Regions from separate parts of the Homo sapiens genome. Here region 2 is linked to region 1. Evidence: chromatin loops called from intact Hi-C (ENCODE). Cell type or tissue: mesothelial cell of epicardium. All regions are shown on one strand. Links, peaks and the distances in the headings refer to the core of each region. The heading gives the core; the rest is flanking DNA. Region 1 has its middle 490 kb from the start of LINC01372. Region 2 has its middle 410 kb from the start of LINC01372.

Region 1 (8,424 bases), core at 279-8,278:
TTCCCAACAGATCATTCAGCTTGTCCATAAGGAATAAAAGATGACCCAAGAAGAAATGATCTTAAGAAGAAAAAGGACCAATAAAGACCCTCTGCTTGACCAGACTTTATTTAGGCTCCTCTGAACACTTGTCTTACCCTTCAACTTGACCTTGACCTTGACCTTGGGCTTCCATGTCTGTCTCACCTTGAAGGGCCGTCATCACCCGGTCTTAGCAAGTATATTGCCGGCAGTGAATCCACAGGGGTCTGTAGCAACCTCAATTCCTGCCTCCTCAGGAGAAAGAATTCGACTGAGGGGCCACAAGGCAGAAGGAGAGACAGAGGCAAGTTTTAAAACAGGAGTGAAAGTGTATTAAAAACTTTAGGACCAGGCGCAGTGGCTCACACCTGTGATCCCAGCACTTTGGGAGGCTGAGGGGGGCAGATCACCTGAGGTCGGGAGTCCGAGACCAGCCTGACCAACTTGGAGAAACCCCGTCTCTACTAAAAATACAAAATTACCCAAGCGTGGTGGTGTATGCCTGTAATCCCAGCTACTTGGGAGGCTGAGGCAGGAGAATCACTTGAACCTGGGAGGCAGAGGTTGCAGTGAGCCAAGATCATGCCATTGCACTCCAGCCTGGGCAACAAGAGTGAAACTCCATCTCAAAAAAAAAAAAAAAAAAAAAAAAAAAAAAAAAAAACTGTAGAACAGGAATGAAAGGATGAAAAGTGCACTTGGAAGAAGGTCAAGCGGACAACTTGAAAGACAAGGGTGCAGTTGGACCTTTTGACTTGGGATTTTATATGTTGGCATACTTCCAGAGTCTCGCATCCCTTCTCCCCTGATTCCTTCCTTTGAGTGAGCTGTGTGCATGTGCAATTGCCTGTTAGCGCTTGGGAGGTGAGCATGCACAGTGTGTTTACTGGGGTTGCACACATGCTCACTTTAGGTGGTCTTAGAGGATGGCCATAGACCAGTTAAACTCCGCCATTTTGCCTCTGAGTGCACATGCTTGAGCCAAGTTGCCCAATTCCTGAGATCTTACTGGGAAGTGCTGATCACCAGTTTCAGGTTTTTCTGCCATATTGGGTAGTCCACAGGTCACTAGACCTGCTCTTTGCAGGGTATTTTAGCTTTGGCATTTTTCCATTGAACACTAATTTTGGCAGGATGTTCATTTTATGGGCATATGTGCCACACTAACAAAACAAAACAAGCAAACAAAAAACCATGTGGAAGGGTAGAGTATTAATTTCTTGTGGCTGCTGTTATTAAGGAAAAAATTACTCTGATACTTCCTTTATTCAAGACTATTGCAATAGGGATCAGGCTCATCTTTGAATACAATAAGGACAAGTGGGGATTTGTAGCCAAGGAGCACTGCCTTTCTCTGGCACTGGCTATGACCACTAATTATTTTAGAGAGACAGCTTAACAACTACCTGCCCATTACCTGGTGGTCACCTGACATTCCTGGTTGGGGTCAGGGGTGCCCTCTTCTGCCCTGCTCATGTCTGTCTGGCTATGTACTGTAAAAAGAATGCTGCTAAGTCAGGTTAACAGGAATCTCCCCACCCTTTATATCTAATCACCCTTCATATCTCATCAAGTTGCCCATCCTCCACCTTTGACATGTGAGTCCTCATCAATAATGAGCATCTCCAAGGTGGGTAGACAGCTAAAGCCAAGGGGAAAAGCACTGTCTTCCAGTTCTAGGGTCACAGCTGTAAGGTGGTTTTAAAAGGACTACAATCGGTCCGGTGTGATGGCTCACTCCTGTAATCCCAGCACTTTGGGAGGCCGAGGCAGGCAGATCATGAGGTCAAGAGATAGAGGCCATCGTGGCCAACATGGTGAAACCCCATCTCTACTAAAACACAAATCCTGTCAGTCAGTTTAACAAAAATCCCCTACCCTTGTGAATCCTCTTAGTAGTTTTCCAACCACGAACACTGTCACTCTGCTCCTTGGCTCAAAATCCCCACCTCTCTTTGTTGTATTCAGAGATATGCCTAATCCCTACTGCAATAGTCTTGAATAAAGTCTTCCTTCCCATTTTCACAAGTATCAGAGCAACTTTTTTCTTTAATAACAGCAGCCACAGGAAATTAATACACTATCCCTCCATATGGTTCTTTGCTAGCTTGTTTTGTTTTGTTAGTGTAGCACATATGCCCATAAAAAGAACATCCTGCCAAATTTTGTGTTCAATGGAACAACGCCATAGGCTAAAATATCCTGCAAAGAGCAGGTCTAGTGAGCTGTGGACTATCAAATATGGCAAGCAATGGAGATGCACATTTTATACCCTTTGAAAAGTAACAAATTCAATGTTGTTCAGCCTTGAGTGCCCTTTTAGAAAGAAAAAGTGACTCTGCTGGAAGCATAGATCTAACTGGCATTTCCCAGAAGGTGGAAGGAAAAGCCCAGTGGTGCCCCACGTAAAGTCTCATATGGGCTCCGCTCCACAGTCATAAACTGTAAACCCAGGAACTCTGTTGTAAGAATTTTGTCAGCATTGTAAAATCTCCTTGTAAAGTTACTTTTGTAATTCTTGAGTGTTTTTCCATGATAATCAGTCTTAAAACATTGACATTAACAGAAGGGCTTTTATTCTGTCTTCAGTGACGTCAAGGATGTGGGGAGCTTAGGAGCTTCCTTTTCACCAGACATGGAGGAAAAGGAAGCTCTGGGAGTGAACAGTACAGCGACCACTAAGACTGAGACCTGTGGACAAGGACAAAAAGGAGGCGCAAAGCGTGGCTCTAGCTCAAAAGAAGACTTATGAGTCTTCTTTTCAAGAAACAATGAGACACAATCAAGAAACCTTTTCTTCAATCTCAAACATCAACAGTGAGCATCTCCAAGGTGGGTAGACAGCTAAAGGCAAGGGGAAAAGCAGTTTCTCCCAGTTCTAGGGTCACAACTGTAAGGTGGTTTAGAAAGGACTACCATCTGCTGGGCACAGTGGCTCACGCCTGTAATCCCAGCACTTTAGGAGGCCAAGGCAGGCGGATCACTAGGTCAAGAGATTGAGACCATCCTGGCCAACATGGTGAAACCCCGTCTCTACTAAAAATACAAAAATCAACTGGGCCTGGTGGTGCATGCCTGTAGTCCCAGCTACTCGGGAGGCTGAGGCAGGAGAATCACTTGAACCTGGAAGGTGGAGGTTGCAGTGAGCCGAGATCACTCCACTGCACTCCAGCCTGGAGACCGAGCAAGACTCCATCTCAAAAAAAGAAAAAAAAAGATTACAATCAATACATATAGGTGCCTGCAAAGTGCATAATTCCAAGTCAATGTTTTTTATTTTATTTTGTAGTCAACAAGGATGATGGATGGTTATTATGCTAGTGTATTAGTCTGTTCTCACACTGCTAATAAAAGCATACCCGAGACTGGGTAATTCATAAAGGAAAGAGGTTTAATGGGCTCACAGTTCTGCCTGGCTGGGGAGGCCTCACAATCATGGTGGAAAGCAAAGGAGAAGCAAAGGCACATCTTACATGGCAGCAGGCAAGAGAGTGTGTGCAGGGGAACTCCCATTGATAAAACCATCAGATCTCATGAGACTTATTCACTATCACGAGAACAGTATGGGGGAAACCACTCCCATGATTTAATTATCTCCACCTGGCCCCATCCTTGACATATGGCAATCATTACAATTCAAGGTGAGATGTGGGTGGGGACACAGCCAAACCATAGCAGCTAGAGAAAAAGGTACGTGGGATATGAGAGAAAGAGGAGACCCTGCCTTTACCTGGAGTAAATGAATGCTCAGGTAGGGGACAAGGTCTTAAAGATGATGATAAGGTGATCTGATTGTGGCAAAATGCAGTTCACATTTCCCTTGCTTCATTATTGTCTTCTTCTGCTCATCCCAATGTGCTGTGAGTGTGTCTTCTAACTAGCATGTCCTAGATTACTGGACTAGGACCTCACTGACAAGTCTCCAAGAAGAGAAGCTGTAAGGCTGATATCCCTGAACTTCCCCTCCCCTTTTGTCTTCCCTGCCCTCCACAGGACCTTCCCAAACAGGTCTGCAAAGGGCAGCACACTGTCAGATGGGTAGTGGGGCCGTAAGAGCTGATAAACCAGCATGTATATATTTGCATGATCCACCCCTCATCTCTGTGAATCAGTTATGATGTCTTTGGCAGAACATAACAGATAAGGCTGACTCAAGCTGCCTTAAACAACAAGGAAATTGGCTGGGTGCCATGGCTCGTGCCTGTAATCCCAGCACTTTGGGAGGCCAAGGCAGGCAGAGGGCTTGAGGCCAGGAATTCAAGACCAGCCCAGGCAACACAGCAAGACCCCATCGCTACAAAAATAAAATAAAATAAAATATTAGCTGGACATGGTCGTGCATGCCTGTAGTCCCAGCTACTCAGGAGGCTGAGATGGGAGGATCACTTGAACCCAGGAGTTTGAGGCTGCAGTCAGCTATGATCACACTACTGTACTCCAGTCTGGGTGACAGAGCAAGACTCAGCCTCAAAAAATATACATATACACATAAATGAGGAAATGCATTATCACAGTCAAAAGTAAATTTAAAGGTATGACCAGTGGCTTAATAATGTAATGAAGAACGCAGGTCCCTTCCATCTCTTCTCTCTGCTGTCTTCAGTATTCACATCTTCCTTGTTTTTTTTGTTTGTTTGTTTGTTTGTTTGTTTGTTTTTTTGAGACAGAGTTTCACTCTTGTTGCCCAGGCTGGAGTGCAATGGCTCAATCTCTGCTCACTGCAACCTCTGCCTCTCAGGTTCGAGCCATTCTCCTGCCTCAGCCTCCAAAGTAGCTGGGATTGCAGGCATATGCCACCACACCTGGCTAATTTTTTTGGTATTTAGTAGAGATGGGGTTTCCCCATGTTGGTCAGGCTGGTCTCAAACTCCTGACCTCAGGTGATCCACCCGCCTTGACCTCCCAAAGTGCTAGGATTACAGGTGTGAGCCATTGCCCCCAGCCGGTGTTCACATCTTTCTAAGGCCAGGCAGGACAGACTGGGTGGGGTGGGGTGGAATGGGGTGGAGCCTTCCCATGGGGGCTGCATACATGAAGCCCCATCCCAGGTCTGGGCAGCAGTGAACCCCTGAGAGTTTTTGAAAGCTGCAGTCCAAGGGTTAGCGATGAAAGCCTTACCCAGATGGAAGCCAAATTTGAAAATGAACCCCCTGATCTAAAGGTATCAGGTAAAGGTCTGTTTATCCCTACAGGCCAGTGAGGTCTACAGCCAAGTTAATACCATCAAGTGAGGAATAAAGGAAGCACAGGTGAGGCCTTATCAGGATGTTAAGGAAATTTAAATCATGATTTCTGGGCTTCAGGAAAAGTTGCTACCAAACCTGGAGGGTGCTTAAGAGAATGAAATACTGCTTGGCTGGTGTCGTGGGGCAATGCCAGGGAAATTGACTCTAATTTTTTGGTAGTTCTTTATTTGTTTCTCTGTCTTGAAAAAAAAAAACAAAAATGCCATGTCCTTTTGTCCTACCCCTGATGAATTGTGAGCAAAATAATGGCTACCCTGTTTTCTCTACAAATAGATGCTTCAGCTGGATCTCTCTTAATGACGACAGGCTTCTCACGTCAGAAGCAAGTGAGCCACAAAGGTCTCCAGTCTCTTGTCTCCTCCACCACGCAGTCAGCGTCCAGTGAGCAAAGCATCCAGCTGTATCCTTTGCCAAAAGCTGGACTCATCTGCGTCTTGTCTACATTGTGTCTCTCCTCTTGGTTTACTGAGCTCTCAAATTCTGCATTTATGTCCTATTCCTGGGCATAGGAATATGGGCACTTGTCTCTAGACAGGATGAAAATTTGACATCTTTTGACCCACTTAGGTATGCAGTGGCTCACACCTGTAACCCCAGCACTTTGGGAGGCCAAGGCAGGCACATCACTTGAGGTTAGGAGTTCAAGACCAGCTTGGCCAACATGGTGAAACCCTGTCTCTACTAAAAAAAAAAAAAAAAAAAAAATCAGTTGGGCATGGTGGTGGGCTCCTGTAGTCCCAGCTACTCGGGAGGCTGAGGCCGAAGAATCGCTTGAACCCGGGAGGTGGAAGCTGCAGTGGGCCAAGATTACACCACTGAACTCCAGGCTGGGTGACAGAGTGAGACTCCATCTCAAAAAAAAAAAAAAAAAAAAAAAAAGGATATGCAGGAAAGAAGTCCTAACCAACTTTGTGACTTCTCTTTGTGACTTAAAAAAATAAAAAGTTACTAAGATTGTCTAGGCTTGTCTAGGCTGTACCGACAGAGAGGATGCATCCGTCAGCCCCTCAGATGTGCCCCTCTTCTGAAATGGTGTTTAGCAGAGATGCTGGAACATGTTTGACTCACCCAGGATGTTGTGTAGAATCAGCCGGATGACACATGCTTTTTTGGTGAGTGTTTTGTTCCCTTCTGAAAATAGACACTGGCTTTTAAAAAGCCCCAAAGTCCTTCTTCTTGGCTCCAACCCCATCCCCCACAGTTCCCACCTGCCTCCTTAAGCAGTCACTCTCAGCCTTTAAAAACAGAAACCGCGCTGGGAGCCGTGGCCCATGCTGTAGTCCCAGCACTTCGGGAGGCAGAGGCAGGAGATGGCTTGAGGCCAGGAGTTTGGGCCCAGCCTGGGGAACATAGTAAGACCCCAACTCTGCAAAAAAAATTATTAAAATTTAGCTGGGTATAGTGGTGCGTGCCTGTAGTCCCAGCTACTTGGGAGGCTAAGGCAGGAGGATCACTGTAGCCCAGGAGTTCCAGGCTGAAATGAGCTATGACTGTGCCACTATGCTCCAGCCTGGGGGACAGAAACCCCAGGCTGAAACCCCCAACTCTAAAAAAGCAATCCAGAAACCAAGAGCATAATGATCAACTCCTGGTTGCAGTAGATCCTTGGGAGGCTGAGGTGGGTGGATCACTTGAGGTCAGGAGTTTGAAACCAGCCTGGCCAACATGGTAAAACCCCACTCAACTAAAAATACAAAAATTAGCCAGGCTTGCTGACGGGCGCCTGTAATCCCAGTTACTCCGGAGGCTGAGGCAGGAGAATCGCTTGAACCTGGGAGGCAGAGGTTGCAGTGAGCATAGATCATGCCACTGAACTCCAGCCTGGGCAACAGAGTGAGACTCCATCTCACAAAACAAAAAAAGAAGTAGATCCTAATTTTTTCAAGATTAAGTGTTTCAAATACCTTCCTGAATGCTAGAGATTACGGAAGCATAATTGAAAAAATGAGAAGGTATATACTAGTTTTTAAAAGTAAACAAGTTTTGGGGGGATAATGTTTCAAAAGTTATCATATCTTTCATTTGTCCACTTCCAGCACTGTGTGATTGAGAAAAAGTCGTCATCCCTTGTATGTTGTCCCCATAGTTGACATTTCTGGGCATTGGTCTTCCTATACCTGGTAGATTGCACCCCACCCCACCCCACCATGCCTGCACTTCTCAACATTTGACTCCAGAGAGAGTAGAAATGATATGCACCCTCAGTTGCAGGGAAGAACAATTTTATGCAACAACTGAGATGAAGCTGCGTGCTTGGACCGGATGCATGAAACATTGCAGGTGCTAATAAGTAGTTTGAAAATCTCACATTTAGGACTCCCTTCAGGCCCTAGATAAGAAGCCAGCCTTACTACAGGGACCAACAAAGTTGGACCAGGGGACTATCTACAGAACCATGCGTAGACCATCTGGATCCAGTATCCAAGGGAAACCAGAAGGTGGTTAAAACCATCCTCAAAGCATCGGCCAGAGATGAGCAAAGACAAGGAGGTGAGCTTGTTTGGCACCAATTATGTGACTAATGACAGGAAAGTGGGCACAAGAGCTAAAGCAGAATGTGTCAAGAGGTGAGGGAATATTGATGTTTGAATTGTGCCCCCCCAAAAAAACTGTTGTATTGAGATCCCAACTCCCACCAAATTTGAAAATGAACTGTTTTATTGAGATCCCAACTCCCACCAAATTTGAAAATGAACCCCCTGAGCTGAAGGGATTAGGTGAAGGTTTGTTTATTCCTAAGTGACCAGTGAGATCTACAGTCGAGTTGATACCATAAAGCAAGGAATGAAGGAAGCACAGATGAGGCCATATCAGGATGTTAAGAAAATTTAAATCATGATGTCTGGGCTTCATGAAAAATGCTACCAAACCTGGAGTGTGCTCAGAAGGAAATACTGCTTGGATGGTATTATGGGGCAATGCCAAGAAAATTGACTCTAAGTTTTCTGTACTCCTTTATTCACTTCTCTGCCTTGCAAAAAAAAAAAAAAAAAAAAAAAAAACAAAGGCATGTCCCTTTTGTCCTATCCCTCATGAGTTGTGAGCAAAATGATGGTTATCCTGTTTTCTCTACAAATAAATGCTTCAGCTGGATCTCTGTTACTGATGACGAGCTCCCAGTACCTATGAATATATGACCTTATTTTGAGGTAGGATT
Region 2 (8,424 bases), core at 173-8,172, 78 kb after region 1:
CATAAAGAGTTCAGCATCATCTCCCGTGGTACTGTCCAAGCAATAATGAGTGAGTTCTTGTGAGATCTGGTCATTTAAAAGTGTATAGCCCCTCCTTGCTCTGTTCTTGCTCCCCCTCTCACCATGTGGCATGCCTGCTCCCCCTTCACCTCCGCCATGACTATAAGCTTCCTGAGGCCTCCCCAGAAGCTGAGCACATGCCAGCTTCTCGCTTCCTGTAAAGGCTGCAGAACCATGAGCCAAGTAAACCTCTTTACAAATTATCCAGTCTCAGGTATTTCTTTATAGCAATGCAAGAATGGCCTAGCAACTGTTCTAATCTGTTCAGGCTTGAGAACTGCAGGCCTTGGGATGTACCCAGGCTTTTCTTCCACCCAGGTCTCTGCGGCCAGCTGCTTAGGCCTGCCTGTCCCTTTCACCATCGCTGTGCATGCATCTTCTCTGCATAAAGGCCCTTCCTCATTGCAATGCTTCTGCCAGCCCCATCGTTTCTACATGGTGTTGCTCTGCAGGAGCAAGGCAATAATACACTTGCTATCATTAGGTTCAGGAGCTCTCCGGCTCTGCTTCATAACCTTGAAGAAAGGAGGCAGTCATACCCTTACCTCAAAAGGTCTGTTCAAGTCTCATTTGAACAAGCTCCCAGCCAGGCACAGTGGCTCACGCCTGTAATCCTAGCACTTTGGGAGGCTGAGGTGTGTGGATCATTTGAGGTCAGGAGTTAGAGACCAGCTTGGCCAACATGGTGAAACACTGTCTCTACTAAAAATACAAAAATTAGATGGGGTTCATGGTGTGCACCTGTAATCCCACCCACTTAGGAGGCTGAGGCAGGAGAATCGCTTGTATCTGGGAGGCAGAGGTTGCGGTGAGCCAAAATCACGCTGCTACACTCTAGCCTGGGTGACTCCATCTCAAACAACACCACCACCACCACCAAAAAAAAAAAAAAAAAGAACAAGCTCCCCATGTGCCAGCCTGAGAATCACTGGTAGTGTTTCAGAACATTTAATTACAAGTCAACTGTCCTGGGTTCAAATCCCAACACTTTCAACCTCCCAGCTTTGTAACTTTGGGCAACTCAACCAAATCTTTCTAAGCCTCAATTCTTTATTAAATTAGAATATATTAGTTAGCTTGTTTGTTTGTTTGTTTGTTTGTGACAGAGTCTCTCTCTCTCACCAGGCTGGAGTGCAGTGGTGCGATCTCGGCTCACTGCAACCTCTGCCTCCCAGGTTCAAGCGATTCTCCTGCCTAAGCCTCCCTAGTGACTGGGATTACAGGCACCCACCACCACTGTTTGGACGTGGCTGTCTGAGCCAGAGGCTGGAGCATGATGCAAACCCCTCTGCTCTCTCTCTGTTACTAAGAATGACCACCATTCACTATTTTTTTTTTTTGAGACAGAATCTTACTCTGTTGCCCAGGCTGGAGTGCTGTAGTGTGATCTCAGCTCACTGCAACCTCCGCCTCCTGGGTTCAAGAGATTCTAGTGCCTCAGCCTCCCAAGTAGCTGGGATTACAGGTGCGTGCCACCACATCTGGCTAATTTTTGTATTTTTAGTAGAGACAGGTTTCTCCATATTGGTTAGGCTGATCTCGAACTCCTGACCTCATGATCCACCTGCCTTGGCGTCCCAAAGTGCTGGGATTACAGGTGTGAGCCATCGTGCCCAGCGAGAATATATTTTCCTATTGTCATATGTCACAAATCACCACACACTTTGAAGCTTAAGACAACATCCATTTATTGCCTCGCAGCCCTGTAGATCAGAAGTCCAGATAGTGTGGCTGGCCTCTCTGCCTGGGAGATCAATCTCACAGAGCCAACATCAAGGGGTTGACAGCTGTACCATCATCTGGAGCTCTAGATCCTCATCCAAGCTCATTTAGATTGTTGACAAATTTAGTTCCTGGCCACTGTAGCACTGAGGTCCCTGTCTTCCTCCCAGCTCCCAGCCAGGAGTCTCTCTCAGCTGCAAGAGGATGCTCTCAGATTCTTGCCATGTGCCCTGCCCCGTCTTCAAAGCCAGCAGAAGAATTTTCCTCATGTCCACCTCGTCTCACACTTTGCATTTATGAATTCCCCAGTCTGACATCTAGACCCAAATGTTTATGTTTAAACAAAAATGCTTGAGGTAGGCACAGTGGCTCATGCCTGTAGTCTAAGCACTTTTGGGAGGCTGAGGTGGAAGGATCGCTTGAGCCTAGCAATTCAAGACCAGCCTGGGCAACACGTTGAAACCCCAGGCGTAGTGGTGTGTGCTTGCGATCCCAGATACTCAGGAGGCTGAGGTAGGAGGATCGCTTGAGCCCAGGCATTGGAGGCTGCAGTGAGCCAAGATCACACAACTGCCCACCAGCCTGAGCAACAGAGCAAGACCCCCATCTCAAAAACAAACAAACAAATGAAATGTGCTCATGTGATTAGGTTAGATCCACCCTGATAAGCTCACTTCCTTAAAGTCTACTGTGCCATAAACACATCTAATCATGGAAATAAAATCCATCATACTCACACTCCCAAATATTATACAGGGGGATGTACAGAAGGGAGCAGGGATCTTGGGGCGATCTTAGAATTTTGCTTGCACCAGGGGATCATAACGCTTAGCTTGCAGGATTGTAGTGGGAAATAAGACCCTGCATGCCAAGCCCTAAGCACAATACCTGTCACATGGAAAGCACTTGATATATTCAATGTTGCTTTTCTTGGCAGCCCTGTGAATCCAAGATGTCCTGATCCCTAGAATTCCTTTTCAGAGACAGCCTTTGTGGGCCTTCTCCAGCTGAAATCCTCCCTCTTCCTACAACAGATCTCAGCCCTTCTCCCACCACATTCCATTCTGCCATGTTACAAGGGACACGGACGTGCAGGACGCACCAATGGATGGAACATCCACTTTGGAAGCGCAGAATGTTTCTCCTGGAAAGCCCAAACAGAAATGCCTGCCGGTCTCCTCTGAAATCAGCACCATGCTTGTTGTGGAGATTATGTTGATAGATCAGGAGAACTCCCCCTGACGCCTTCAGAAGCTCAATGTGAATACTGGAGCTGTCAGTTTTAATAACACACTACAATCCTGCTCTTTAAAAAAAAAAAGAAAAACCAGCTTCTAAAGGCAGATAAAGAGAAGCTAATTGAAGTCATCACATGCAATCTTCTCTAAGTAGCAGCTACAACATCAATATTTAGTAAAAAACAAAAAAAAACCCCTGTTTTCTTGTATTCCCCTCCCCCTCAATTATTTACAGGAAAACAGAGAAATGTCTGCTACTTCCGGCTTGATGAAGTTTGTTTTCTTGTTTTTGTTTTTTTTTCAAAAAAAAAAAAAAAAAAACTCCAGCCTGGCGACAGAGTGAGACTCCATCTCAAAAACAAACAAACAAACAAACAAAAATACAGATGATGTTGAGATTTTCAGGGAATGACAGAGAAATATGTGGGAGGAAGAATAGCATCAGGAAGAATAGCTAATGGATGCTGGGCTTAATACATAGGTGATGAGATGATCTTTGCAGCAAACCACTGTAGCACACGTTTACCTATGGAACAAACCTGCACATTCTGCCCATGGGCCCCTGAACTTAAAATAAAAGTTGGAAATTTTAAAAAATAGGAAAATGTACCTCATTCTCCATTTGTCATTTGAGAAAATGCAATCTGATGTATTCACTGATGTTATATAGTAAAGCAATAATAATAAAATATCTTTTCATATTATAAAAATAAAGAGGGGCTGGCTACATTGGTCAGCTGGTTAAAAATGTAGCCTGCTCTCCTTTCCCCCTCGAAGGTTCGTCTTTAGGGATTTTCTCTCCTAAAAGTTCATGTCTGTAAGCCTGAAGCAAAACAAGGGGCAATGTGAATCTAGCAAATGCCCGCATTATATATTTCAAAGAGAATTGTCTGCCTCTGATCATTCAACGGGAACATGGAAAAGGTAGAACATTCCTTTTAGATGGTAGCAGGGAGATGATGGCCCAGTATCACAGCAGTCACTGTGAGTCCCCTGTGCCCTGATGAAGGACCTTCTGAGCATGTCTGGAAGTTATCAGGTGCACAGCCCTGCAGCCCTGGAGCACCAGATTAAAGAACAGACCTCTCACTTTGGGAGGCCGAAGCAGGCAGATCACTTGACGTCAGGAGTTTGAGACCAGCCTGGCCAATATGGCGAAATCCCTTCTCTACTAAAAATACAAAAAATTAGCAGGGCGTGGTGGCAGACACCTGTAGTCCCAGCTACTTGGGAGGCTAAGGCAGGAGAATCGCTTGAACCTGGGAGGCAGAGGTTGCAGTGAGCCAAGATTGCAACACTGCACTCCAGCCTGGGTGACAGAGTGAGACTCCATCTCAAAAAAAACCCAAAAAACAAGCAAATAAAAAAACAGAACAGAGCTCTCTGCTCACTGAAGATTTTCTTCTTCAGCTGAGCCAGCAGCTTCAAGAGCTGCATGCAGGAAACCAGGAGGAAAGAAGGAAGTTCACAGGTCAAGCCAACAGAAGGAACTTGCCAGTCACTGTCCAAGCATGCTTACCTGGAGTCTCTGAGCCTGGCAGCTCCCCCGCAGTGAAAGCCTTCGTTTGGATGGAGAAAACCAGTCAGAGCCAAAGGCTTGAATTGAACCAGAAATGAGAACCTGGCATCCTTTGAAGTTCATTTACTCTCCAAAGAGGTAAATCAAGAGGAAGGTTAGGGCCTCGCAGAATGATATAACAACATTACCAGAAACAAACAAATAAACAAAAATCAATCAGAAAGCCAGCCTATAAAGCCTCATCTTTGAAGATGTCTCAAACGCATGGCATTGCGCCCATTTTCCATGATGACCCGGAACTACATGCTAATTGAAAGAACACCCACGAAGTGGATCACCATAAAGCAACAACCCTTCTCTCCTGGTAATTATGTGACCAAATTATGAAGCCCTCTGAGCCAACACATTCCAGCTTTTATGATGCAGTTAAAACCTGTTGCTGCCTGCAGGAGGGAGGAAGAAAGGGACCCTGGGCCAACATCTCCCGGCTCCCATCTGAAAGGGATGTCCTTCTCCCTTTTCCACGTTCCCTTTGAATGATCAGAGGCAGGCAACTCTCTTGGACACGTATATTGCAGGCGTTTGGTGGATTCACGTTGCCACTTGTTTTGCTGCAGGCTTATACAGATGAACCTTTGGGAGAGAAAACCCCTAGTTACAGGTTTTCTTTCTTATGTTCATTCAACATTTACAATATAGAATGTGTCTGGTTCTGGTGTGAGTTATTCCATATTTATGGATATATTTAGATCCCCAACATCTATAAGCTGAGGTCACATTTCCATTAATAATAATGGTGCAGAGCTCTATCTGCCCATGCAGGGACTTAGGGGCCCTTTGAGAACCCCTGAGTGTGGTTTTCTTTCTTTTTTTTTTTTTTGACGGAGTCTCGCTCTGTCTCTCAGGCTGGAGTGCAGTGGCATGATCTCAGCTCACTGCAAGCTCCGCCTTCCGGGTTCACGCCATTCTCTTGTCTCAGCCTCCCGAGGAGCTGGGATTACAGGTGTCTGCCACCACACCCAGCTAATTATTTTGTTTTTTTTTTTAGTAGAGACAGGGTTTCACTATATTAGCCAGGATGGTCTCGATCTCCTGACCTCGTGATCCGCCCACCTCGGCCTCCTAAAGTGCTGAGACTACAGGTGTTAGCTACTGCGCCTGGCCGAGAACCCCCTGAGTGTTCTTGAGAGACCCATGATGAGGGGAGGGAGGCTGTTCAGGTTCTTCTACCCAGATGTCTGCATCAGGCACTCCTTTCTGCTGCCTCTACTGAGAAAGCCTCCTTGAGAAGGTCTCATGGTACCAGCTCCAGTTTTCCCAAGACTAGAATCCAAGAACAGCTGCCTTGATAACTGCAAACCTCACTCTGTCATTTGGCCTCTGAAGCAGAATGACTCACCTAGAATCTCACACAACCCCTCATGAAAGCTGTTCTCAGCTTCTAGGTCCCATGGATAGGCATGAGTCAAGCCTCTCCCATCCATCCCTCTCCACCCCATCCCCGTACCTAAAATCTCCTATGTCTTTTCATGAGAAAACATGATTATTTGAGTATAAATACAGCTCAAACCCTGCTTACAGATGCAACAGTTCTCTGCAGGACAAAACCTAGAGCAGTGTCCCTCCCATTATGACACCTGCACACCTTTCCCAATCACCTAGAGCAGCTGAGGTCCAAAGAAGCCACATGGTCTCAAGCCTCTGTATGCCCCAAAAAGGTTTTATGCTGCATCTATACCTAACCTAAAGCCACTTCTTTTTGTTTTGGGGTTTTTGTTTGTTTGTTTTGAGACGGAGTCTTGCTCTGTCACCCAGGCTGGAGTGCAGCGGCACAATCTCGGCTCACTGCAACCTCTGCCTCCCAGGTTCAAGAGATTCTCGTGCCTCAGCATCCCAAGTCACTGGGATTACAGGTGCACACCACCACACCCGGCTAATTTTTGTATTTTTAGTAGAGAGAGGGTTTCACCATGTTGACCAGGCTGGTCTGGAGCTCCTGACCTCAAGTGATCCACCCTCCTCAGCCTCCCAAAGAGCTGGGATTACAGGTGTGAGCCACCGCACCTGGCCTAAAGCCACACATTGATGGGTTTGCTTGAGCAAAGGATCGTCTAGACCCAAAAGATAATGGAAGACACCTTTGGAAAAATCAATCATGAAGTCAGTACTCCTCCAATTTTAAGATATACCTGTCTAGCTCTCAGATGTGCCTGTTGCTTCCATGTGTTGGTTTCAGTCTTAAGCTTCACTTAATGGCAAGATGTCAGCCAAAGCTCCACGATCATGTCCTCCTAGGGTCAGGCCCATGAATGAGAGTATGTCTCTGCTCCCATCTCATTCACTCTGACTGGATTCCAGGACTTTCAATGTGTCAATCACTATGGCCAGGAAAATGCAATACTCCAATTATGCAAGCCTTGGTCACATGCCTGTGCTGAAATGAATGTGCACTCAGTTGCACCTGAAGAACATGGGCTAACAGTGGTAGACAGAATTTTTTTAGTGGAAAACTAAGGTACCATTACCCAGAAAAAGTGAGTAGAGTCTGGACAACCATGAAAACAAAACATGACAAAACAAAACAGATGTCTGCTATAGCTTTATTGCTTCCTATGTTTCTAACCTTCATCTTCTCCCATCCATCCTGTACCAGGGCTTACACACTATAGCTCTCAGGCCAAATCCAGCCTGTAGCCTATTTTTTATAAATAAAGCTTTATTGAAACACAGCCACACTCATTCATTTACATATTGTCTATGGCTGCTTTCATGCTATAACAGCGTAGAAGAGGAGGTGTGACAGAGACTGTGTATATTAGTCTGTTCTCACACTGCTATAAAGAACTAATTGAAACTGGGTAACTTATGAAGAAAAGAGGTTTCATTGACTCACAGTTCTGCAGGCTGTACAGTAAGCATGGCTGAGAGGCCTCAGGAAACTTACCATCATGGCGGAAGGTGAAGGGGAAGCAGGCACATCTTCACATGGTGACAGGAGAGAGAGAGGAAAGGGACAAGTGCTACACACTTTCAAACAACCAGATATCATGAGAACTCACTCACTATCACTAGAAGAGAAAAGAGGAAATCCGCTCCCATGATGCAGTCATCTCCCACCAGGTCCCTCCCCCAACTTTGGAAACTACAATTGGACATGAGATTTGGGCAGGGACACAGAGCAAACCATATCAGACCATATGCCTGGAAAGGTGAAAACATTTACAATGGGACCCTTGACAAAAAAAAAAAAAAAAACTCTTGCTGACCCTTGAGCCTTGCTCTAAGTGACCATCAGAATTCTTTGTTATATAATTCTGTCACTGCTGTCCTTTAAAATCTTCAACGGTTTTCCATTTGCTACAAGATAAACTCTAAATTCCTTGGGATAGCAGCATTCCTGTTGACAGTGAAAACTGTGCTTTGATCTCTACTTCAGTCACAGGAGTAGCAGCAAATCCCATGAGCTGCTCTTGGGAATTTGTGTGATTCCAGTGACAAGCAAGTAAATAAGTCTCTTGAGTATCAAATCTAACCTCCTTGGGGTCAACCAGTTAAGTGCCATTGTCCAATAAGAAAGGTAGAAATAGTCTGGCTGAGATGGCTCATGCCTGTAATCCCAATGCTCTGGGAAGCCGAGGCAGGAGGATTGCTTGACACTAGGAGTTTGAGACCAGGCTGGGCAACATAGCAAGACCACATCTCTACCAAAAAATACAAAATTAGCCAGGCATGGTGGCGTGTGCCTGTAATCCCAGCTAATTGAAAGGCTGAGGTGGAAGAATTGCTTGAGCCCTAAAGTGCAAGGTTACAATGAGCTATGATTGTGCCACTGCACTCCAGCCTGGACCACAGAGCAAGATCCTGTCTCCAAAAAAAATAAGGAAG

The links. A loop is a pair of places that touch in the nucleus more often than their neighbours do. Peaks named below come from ENCODE experiments on the same cell type or tissue, not always from the same donor. Only the 100,000 strongest peaks of a DNase experiment are listed, where the experiment ranks them.
Region 2: a loop joins it to region 1, with 6 times the contacts of the local background. A loop is called at or near these places in 2 of 110 quality-filtered maps.

The regions. Positions count from the first base shown.
Region 1 is chr7:67,819,311-67,827,734 of GRCh38, reverse strand. No RefSeq gene overlaps it. Among named protein-coding and RNA genes, the nearest start is that of LINC01372, 490 kb to the right of the region's middle. In mesothelial cell of epicardium, for the core only: no CTCF peak of the experiment used is centred there; a DNase peak (open chromatin) is centred at 4,204.
Region 2 is chr7:67,741,218-67,749,641 of GRCh38, reverse strand. No RefSeq gene overlaps it. Among named protein-coding and RNA genes, the nearest start is that of LINC01372, 410 kb to the right of the region's middle. In mesothelial cell of epicardium, for the core only: no CTCF peak of the experiment used is centred there; no DNase peak of the experiment used is centred there.